Regions from separate parts of the Homo sapiens genome. Here region 1 is linked to region 2. A link is a contact called in ENCODE Hi-C or POLR2A ChIA-PET data. All regions are on one chromosome and are shown on one strand. Each heading gives the region's core, a stretch centred on a gene start or an enhancer-like site at or near the end of the contact. The rest is flanking DNA. Distances are from core to core; before and after follow the strand shown.

Region 1 (4,509 bases), core at 1,848-4,347, 3.3 Mb before region 2:
TTTGAGAAACAACATGTACAGGAAGGATATTCCGGCCTTCCCTTGAAGCAAGTCATAAGATCCTCATGTGAGAGATGCCCTCCCATACTTGGAGAAAAGGAGCATCCCTATCTCCATTGACACAGGAACACCAAAGGGAATCTGGGTGAACAGGCCATGCCATCTCCCAGTTTATTACATTTAGCTAGCTCATGCTTTTTCATTATCCTTTCACATTTCTCCATGACGCTTTACTCTTCATCAAACGTAGCATAAAAACTCTCAACCGCTTCTTCAGCTCTCATTTCCTTATGAAGTCACCTGTGTCATGTAAAACTTATATTAAATAAATTTGTGTGCTTTTTCTCTTGTTAATCTCTCTTGTTCCACTGGTCCCAGCCAATGAACCTAAGATGGGTAGAAGGAAAATATATTTTTTCTCCCCTACAAGAACATTGTCTACATATCACAATAACACAAGCAAAGCTGGTTTCTGTTTGAAAGTATCTGGTCCTCTTTTATCTTATAGACACTGTGAGTATTGTAATAGCTTTGTTTTTCCCTGGCCACTGGGAAATTCATTTATTTATTTAAATATCTGTAATAAGTTTCCTTTGTACCAGGCATCCAGCTGGGTTCTGCAGATAAAAATGATAAACAGAAATGAACATGGCCTGTGTCCTCATAGAGTTTATTATCTAGAAGTGAAGACAGACATCAATCAAATAATCACATAAATATAGTTACATCTAATTATCAATGATGATGAGTGGGTTGGACTGCAGAGGCATCAGAACTTTTCTTGGAAGTCAGGGAAGACTTCTCTGAATTGAGATCTGCAGGATAATTAGAAGTTTGGTAGAGGATGGGGAGAGGCAAGAAGCATTTTGGGAAGTGGGAACAGCATGTGCATGAGCCACGTGACAGGAGGGTTTATAGGCACTGGAGGAACTGAAAGAAGAGCCCTGTGGCTAAACGCAGAACATTTGAGGGACAGTGGCATTAGCTGAGGGTGGGGCAGAAGACAGGTGCCACTAAACCACTGAACTGTTTTAAATGACTAACCACATGAGCTATGATAAATAACTCAACCTTCCAAAGACTGTTTTCTAGGGTGAAAATCTCTGTTCCTTAAGCACACGGTGATGCTGAACGACCTACTGAGCTACCATTAAAGCTACAAACAAACGGCCAGGCGCGGTGGCTCATGCCTGTAATCCCAGCACTTTGGGAGGCCGAGATGGGCGGATCACGAGTTCAGGAGATCGAGATCATCCTGGCTAACACAGTGAAACCCTGTCTCTACTAAAAATACAAAAAAATTAGCTGGGCATGATGGCGGGCGCCTGTAGTCCCAGCTACTCGGGAGGCTGTGGCAGGAGAATGGCATGCACTCAGGGAGGCGGAGCTTGCAGTGAGCCCATCGCACCACTGCACTCCAGCCTAGCGGAGATCACGCCACTGCACTCCAGCCTGGGCGACAGAGCGAGACTCCCTCTAAAAAAAAAAAAAAAACCTACAAACAAATTTGAGCTAAACTTTCTCTAGGGAACAGCATATTGGAAATTTCCACTTAACTCAGGAGGAAGACTACAGAAAAAGGGCCTTTTGGGAGTTTTCTACATCAGTGGGGTGCAGTGTCAGGCCTGTAGTTCCAGCCACTTGGGAGGAGGGGACAGAGGACAGGAGGATAGCGTGCGTGTAGGGGTTCTGGGATGTAGTGCACTGTGGTCACTGGGTCTCAGCACTGAGTTCGGCATCAGTGTGGTGACCTCCCAGTAGTAGGGGACCACCAGGTTGCCTAAGGAGGAGTGAACTGGCCCAGGTCAGAAACAGAGCAGGTCGAAACTCCCATGCTGATCAGTAGTGGGATTGCACCTGTGAATAGCCACTGCACTCATAGTCAACATAGTCAGAACCTGTCTCCCAAAATAAAATTAAAAAATAAAATAAAAACCAAATTATGGGCTGGGCATGGTGGCTCACACCTGTAATCCTAGCACTTTGGAAGGCCCAGGCAGAAGGATCACTTGAGCCCAGTAGTTTGAGGTTGCACTAGCTATGATTACATCACTGCACTCCAGCCTGGGCAACAAAGCAAGACTTCCTCTCTAATTAAAAAAATAGGCCAGGCGCAGTGGCTCACACCTGTAATCCCAGCACTTTGGGAGGCCGAGGCAGGTGGATCACGAGGTCAGGAGTTCAAGACCAGCCTGGCCAACATGGTGAAACCCTGTCTCTATTCAAAATGCAAAAATTAGCCAGGTGTGGTGGCACGCACCTGTAATCCCAGCTACTTGGGAGGCTGAGAGGCAGGAGAATGGCTTGAACCCGGGAGGCAGAGGTTGTGGTGAGCCAAGACCCTGCCACTGCACTCCAGCCTGGGTGATAGAGCGAGACTCCATCTCAAAAATAAATAAATAAATAAATAAATAAATAAATAAATTAAATAAAAATAAATAAATAATGCACTGTGAAAGAACAGCCTCAGGTGTAAATAGTCCTATGATGGGTAACCTACAGGGAGCACTGTCCGCCCTACCTTCTTAAGGATTTTGTTAACATGCACAGAATACTTACAGAAAATACATAAGGCACTTTCAGATATATTATTTTGTTTAATCTGCACAACGAGGTTGGGATATATTATTTTTTTCTATTTTAGAAATGAGAAAACTAAAGCCAGAGAAATTAGGTATATGACTTATTCAAAGTCATATAGCCAGAAAATCATATAACTGGGATTCAAATTCAGGTAATCTGATCCAAATTCATACAAATCACACCAAAGAGGTCTCAACAAGACTGAATGTGGCCCAGAATTGCCTATGAGACCTTCAGCTCTTCATTTCAGCCCCATGGTGGGGAGGTGGGGACTAGACCCACCAATCCTCATTCATAAACCCAATGTAAAAGAAATCTTATCTTCTAAGAAAATGCCCTCACTTCTGCTATCAACACAGTCAGGTAAGACAGGGGAAGAAAGTAATTTACTTATTAAAGAAACTACCTCAGAAGGTCCTCAGCTTAAAAGAAGGAAGTAAAACAGATAAACCCTTTTGCCTAGAGAGATAAAAGATTCTACACTTCCCCAGATGGCCTTGACAGGGAGTGGGTTCTGTGAAATCCACACTTTATAAAGAGAAGGGAAATGTCACCAGACTTTCATATCTGTAGAACTTTGTTAGAGTCTGTAAAGCGGAAAAATATAACATGGGACCAACTGTCAATACTTCTGTTTTTAAAAAAGAAAACCACCTTTGGAACAAAATGAGACCACACTGGAATAGGACATCTTAGACATGACGAGTTCTAACTTGGTGTGCGATTATTAAGAGGCAACCCCCCAATCCTGCTGAGTCAATGGGCAGAATCTATTTTCAGTTTCCAACTTGTCCTGAGACGCTCTAAGTCTCTTGCCAAGTTGAATCAGTGCAGCATCTGTGGGTACCGATTAAGAACTCTACATTACCTAGGAAGAGAGCAGCAGAGAGTGTCAGGATAAAAGCATCCAAAAGTGAAGAAAATTCGCCAGCTATCTGGTCATGGAGCCAAATCATTTGTTAACCGTAGGAAAAGGAAAGACCTGCTCTGGTCGGTCCAAATTCATATTCCCTGGGCAACTAGGTGTCTTTTTCTACTTCTTCTGACAGTCCCAGGCAGGACACTGTTTAGCCTGAGAATCAAGGTCTCCTTGGAGGCTTCTTTGCACGGGTGCTTGACTTCTGCTGCCCCTACCTCTTGCTGAGACTGTGCTCTTACCTCCTGACCACCCCTTTTACTCACAGGGTCCCTAACCCTGCCTGGCTTGTGGCATGCCTAGTCTCCTAAAGCATTCTCCTTTGGGATTTCTGATCTCTTTTGTTGCTATCTGCATGCCTAGTTTCTGGCATACTCTAAATTCTGCCTGCCTTTGGCTTCTAGGTCACTAATTTGTCCTGCCCTTTGGTTCTTGGGTCTTACTCAACTCCTGTTTTTCCATCTTGCTGGCCCATTGCCTGGCCAAGACCCTACTTGCAGCTTCCTTCACCTATTTGATATTTTTTAACCTGTTTTTGCAAAGCACCATCATCATTCACAGTCCCAGAACTGACATATATTTAGAGCTTGAAGTGGAGTAATCAAGAGGAAATGCCTTTTTGGAAAGAGGAAATGCAGGATTAGAGTGGAGGCAAGTTTAGTCTTCTTTAGAACTGAATCTCAGGAAGGCAATAATGGAGAATATAAGGTGAAAAATACCTGAATTCAAATAGAAATCCTTTTATTGTTGGTAATTTAAGTAACAAAATAGTAATCATCTAAGAATAATTTAAAGTAAGAACCTGAGAGATCATTGCTTTTTTTTTTTTTTTTTGAGACAGTGTCTCACTCTGTCACCCAGGCTGGAATGCAGTGGTGTGATCTTGGCTCACTGCAACCTCTGCCATCTGGGGTTCGAGCGATTCTCCTGCCTTAGCCTCCCGAGTAGCTGGGATTACAGGCGGCTGCCACTGTGCCTGGCTAATTTTTTTTGTATTTTTAGTAGAGACG
Region 2 (5,039 bases), core at 523-3,022:
CTCCTGCAAAGTCTTCTGGGAGACAGATGTAGGTAGCTATCAGAATTAGGGCATTTGGTCCTGGATTCAAGACCTCTCTCAATCTCTGTTTGTCAAGACTCAACTAATCACACTTATGACTATATGAAGATGCCCCAAATGAAGAGAAGGCAGTTTTTTGTTTTGTTTTTCAATTGGGGAGGATCAGAGTAATTGCCCAGAGAAGACATTTTGAGGTCTACAGTTTCTAAAGAGACTAAAAACAATACATTTCTATTTTATCACCATTTTTTTCACAATAAAACTGTAAAATGGAAGTGATGCCTATCCTGCTCATTTTATAAAACTGGGCCTCAGAAAAGCCATGTGTTTCACCTAAACTCATACTAAGAGCATATGAGAGAGCCCATGCTTTCTGTTTGAAGTTTTGGGGAAAGATTTTGTTTTTTCTCTTTAAATTAACTTGATCTAGCTGAAATTATTATTTTTTTTAAATCCAGGTTTTCTATTTCCAGTGAGCATATAAGGTTTCTTACAAGGTAAAATGATGAGATAGTTGATGGCCTATTTATTAGACAAAAGATTTTTGCAGAATTCTAAAAATATAAAATTAAGTGACTACTAACTGATATAATCATGCATACAAGTGTTCTACAAGTGAATATCACTACAACACTGTCTCAGCTTGCATTAAGCATTTTCTGAGTCCAATATCTATCACCTATAACATTTAACATCAACATCCTAAACAGTAAGTTAACATATTGAACTTAAGGTCACATAGCCCCAGCTTTGGATATCAGTGCAAAGAATCTCACCAGCTTTTAAGAACTAAAATAACTTGAGTAGGGAGATGCCAATTCTATTTTAAGATAGCTGACCCTATTACTGCCAGTAGTTCAAACACTTCTTAGGAAACTTAACATTTTGAACTTGTCATTACATGATGAAAAATGTCACTATGTATGTTCAAAAGCCTTTATATAGGGCCGGGCGCGGTGGTTCATGCCTGTAATCCCAGCACTTTGGGAGCCCGAGGGGGGCAGATCACCTGAGGTCAGGAGTTTGAGACCAGCCTGGCCAACATGGTGAAACCCCATCTCTACTAAAAATACAAAAATTAGCTGGGCATGGTGGCTCACGTCTGTAGTCCCAGTTACTCGGGAGGCTGAGGCAGGTGAATTGCTTGAACCCAGGAGGTGGAGGTTGCAGTGAGCCAAGATTGAGCCACTGCACTCCAGCCTGGGCGACAGTGAGACTCTGTATCAAAAAAAAAAAAAAAAAGTCTTTATACTTTTATTAGAAACAGGAAGTGCTATTATAACAAAAAAGCTGGGCATGGGCTGGGCTCCCAGCACTTTGGGAGGCTGAGGCGGGTGGATCACTTGAGGTCAGAAGTTTGAGACCATTCTGGCCAACATGGTGAAAGCCCGTCTCTACTAAAAATACAAAAATTAGCTGGGTGTGGTGGTGCATGGATGTAATCTCAACTACTAGGGAAGCTGAGGCAGGAGAACCACTTGAACCCGGGAAGTGGAGTTGCAGTGAGATCATGCCAATGCACACATTCCAGCCTGGGTGACAGAGTGAGACTCCATCTCAAAAAAAAAAAAAAAAAAAAAAGAAGCTGGGCATGGTGTCACGCACCTGTAATCCCAGCTACTCAGGAAGCTGAGGCAGGAAGATCACTAGAGCCCAGGAGTTTCAAAGCAGCCTGCGCAACAGAGTGAGAACTCGTCTCCAAAATAACAAAACAAACGAAACAAAATGAAGCAGAGCTGAAAGTCCTTGTTTGCTAGAAACCCCCAAGTGGACATCTGTAGAATGTTACCATGCCCCACAAGTCTTATCTTCTGTAATACACCATATCACTTTTTTCTCCCTGGAATATAATTTATTCCTGTATTCCTATAACCACCCTGTATACAGTCCACATAAAATTGGAATTCAGTCCACATAAAATTGTCAAGGTGATAGATGACAAGAAGTAAAATTCTAGGGAAGATCAAAAGTGTCAGTTCAAATAAACCACCATAAAAAGAAGGTCCCAACTAAGGCATATTTTTGATACTAGATGTAACAGAGGTTTTGAAATAGTGTTTCTTTCACACCATTCACTACCATCCCCACAGAGATGACAAAGGTTGCTCTTTACAATTATTTTCACTATCTAAATAATTTTTGTTTTATATTCCCCAAAGACCCTAGTAGAACGGAGATGTAAGGTGGGTACATGGAAACTTTATACAACTGGGCCGGTGCAGTAGCTCACACCTGTAATCCCAGCACTTTGGAAGGCTGAGGTGGGTGGATCACTCTAGGCCAGGAGTTCAAGACCAACCTGGCCAAAATGGTTAAACTCTGTCTCCACTAAAAATACAAAAATTAGCTGGGTGTGGTGGTGCATGCTTGTAAACCCAGCTACTCAGGTGGCTGAGGTATGAGAATTGCTTGAACTGGGAGGCAGAGGTTGCAGTGAGCCGAGACCGCGCCTCTGCACTCCAGCCTGGGTGACAGAGTGAGACTCTGTCTCAAAAAAAAAAAAAAAAAAAAAAAAAAAAAGGAAGAAAAGATAAAAGAAAAGGAACATATCTGAGATGAGGTCTTGATTTTAAGCCTTCACTTCTATCTGTGATTTCATCAGTATTCTGATGTAATCAGTATTACTGATTCTAAGTAAGAATTTCTGGGCTTCTATCTATAAAATTCAAATTTGGCCAAAGAAAAAGATCTACTAGAAATCCCAGACAGTATACAGCAGATGACTGCATGGGGGGAGTAGAAGCAAGAATTCAGGGCACATTGTCAAAATGAAGTCTTCTGATATCATTCTGGAATCTATAATTCTGATTGCCTGTACTTTCCAGTGAACTGCCTATGAGCATTTTCACCTGAAGGTCATTTGTCATGGAGCTGACATTGATGGCTCTAAATCAGAGAAGTAGAAATTAATTTCAGTATGCCCTAAAAATCAAAGCGGGGATCAGCTCTAACCAAAAAACTCACATGTCCTAACCTTTTTGATAGTGTGACCCTGCTGGCCACTTCGCTCCTAGTGATTGGGTTAAATCTTCCAGGATTTTTTTGTAGGTGGCTTTGTCATTGAAATAATTCTTTTTTCCCCTCCAAATTCAGAAAGCAGGAAATGTCTTTTCTATGTCACAATCACAAGGCAGGTCCCCTAGGGCTTCCAGGGGGCTTGCATCTTCCAGTTCCTGTTTCTGGTTTCTAACTGCTAATTCTATATTTGGTAACGGTCTGCCCATGGGCTGTTTTGGATTTGGTCATAATAAGATAACCTGGAGTCACTGAGCAGAGATCTAAAGCAATCTTATTTTTCCAGGAAGCAACGTGTTGACCTTTCAGGATATGGTCTATTTTGTTGAATGTGTTGAGTTTTTGAATAGTGTTGTTTATAGCACAAAGTTGGGTGTTTACACTATTGGTCCTTGAGGGTGTATGACTGTACAGGAATAGGACAGACACATATACTCCTACACTCTCCTGGCTTATAGTGAGTTTATATTTGTTCTTATGTGGATTGATGTAATCTAAGGAATGCTCTTTATACATGCTCTTATTTCATGGCAGCCTTGAAAAGAGCTACTTGCTCAGAAATGAATAAATATTTGTCAGACAAGTAAGGCAAAAGTGCTGGTTCTAATCCTTTTACATAAGTGCAAGAAAGAATCAACATCCCCTTGATAGAAAATAATCTCCTTAATCCCCCAGTATTTTCCAAGCTGAGTAGTGTTGAACCTATATGAATACAATCTTTTAGGAGTAAACAGATATCAACTGTTAACTTGACATGAAAAAAGCAACTTACAAAATAGTTACTCTAAAAGCTGTTGGATTACTATTTTATCATCAAAGAGTGTTCTTCTAACTTCACCTTAGATTTTGCCTTGTCATGTATTCCAATATAGGAGTTAACTTGCTTTGTAAATAAGATCAGAAAGAATGATACACTTTCAATTTACAAGTGGAAAATCAAGACATAAAAATATATTTTAACAATTTTAACATCGCCTTGGGAATGAGAAAGGAACTTGAGCTTCACAGAGAATCCTTTGTTTATAAAGTTATCAGTCATTAAGCCATTTTTAGTGGATTATCATAGCAGAGCTAAAATAAGAGCTTAAATTCTTCCCCTATGGAACATTAATTTGTTATATGGATCCTAGGTAGTTTTACTTTGATAATTTGTACCATGCATTCTTTCTTGTTTTGTTAATGCTCACTATAGAGTGCAAATTTTTCTTTTTAAATAGCAGGTATATAGTGAATGCCCCTTAAAATTTTAATTTATAATTCATAAAATTGATACTTTTTGTAACGATTTTCTCTTTTTATCATTTTGTACTTGCTTTTACACTGAAAATCCTGTTTTATAAGCCAAACCTTGCCCTCACAATCTGTGCAATTGTGATGGTTCCATAATATTTGATAGCAGTGTGCACAGGGGTGACAGACGCCTCATGGAGAATCAGCCTAAGATTGGAATCTCAGCTGCATCCCTCTTGGCTTTGGGGCAAGTTATCTAACCTTCTACACTTTGGAATTCTCATCTGAAAAATGGGACTAATCTACTTTCACAGGTTTGTTCTGGGAACTAAATAAAGTACATACAGATTCTAGCACAGGTTCTCTTGCCAGTGTTACTCCATGGATGTGCTATTAGCATTCTGGATAAAACAATTCTGCTGTGTGGGAATGTCCCACCGATTGCAGGATGTTTAATATCCCTGACCCCACCCTCTCCGAAAAATGCCATCTGGGCCCTCCGGTCACTGTGCCAATCCATGAGGGCTTTGTAAAATGATCACACTAAATATTCTGTTAATGCTGAGTTTTCCCCTTCATGCGTCTTATTAAAATATATATTTTGGTTTTGTATATTCATTCTTTGAGACTTCACTCAATTATCTTCTTGAGTCCCTCACTTCCAGTGACTGAGATGACAACATCATATTTGATGCTCTTGAGGCACCATTAAGGCATTTACATATTGGAAAACATTGCTTATGTGTTTCTATGGTCTTCAGACAATTAGCAAT

Evidence for each region. Hi-C counts contacts between places; a loop is a spot of excess contacts on that map. ChIA-PET counts read pairs that join two places held with the same protein, here RNA polymerase II (POLR2A). Pooled maps may share reads with other maps.
Region 1: a loop to region 2 is called in a pooled map, with 6 times the contacts of the local background. The contact joins two enhancer-like sites. A Hi-C loop is called at or near these places in 2 of 50 pooled maps. POLR2A ChIA-PET finds 5 or more read pairs at or near these places in 2 of 52 experiments (T-cell and activated T-cell).

The regions. Positions count from the first base shown.
Region 1 is chr1:92,972,224-92,976,732 of GRCh38, reverse strand. It overlaps the pseudogene RN7SL692P. Among named protein-coding and RNA genes, the nearest start is that of DIPK1A, 13 kb to the right of the region's middle. RefSeq lists an enhancer at 2,807-2,996. Within about 2 kb of position 3,097, at least 3 of the 41 ENCODE cell types and tissues checked have a DNase peak (open chromatin) inside an H3K27ac peak, as active enhancers do.
Region 2 is chr1:89,691,149-89,696,187 of GRCh38, reverse strand. The region is part of intron 2 of LRRC8C (leucine rich repeat containing 8 VRAC subunit C); the gene reads right to left. Among named protein-coding and RNA genes, the nearest start is that of LRRC8C, 61 kb to the right of the region's middle. Within about 2 kb of position 1,772, at least 9 of the 41 ENCODE cell types and tissues checked have a DNase peak (open chromatin) inside an H3K27ac peak, as active enhancers do.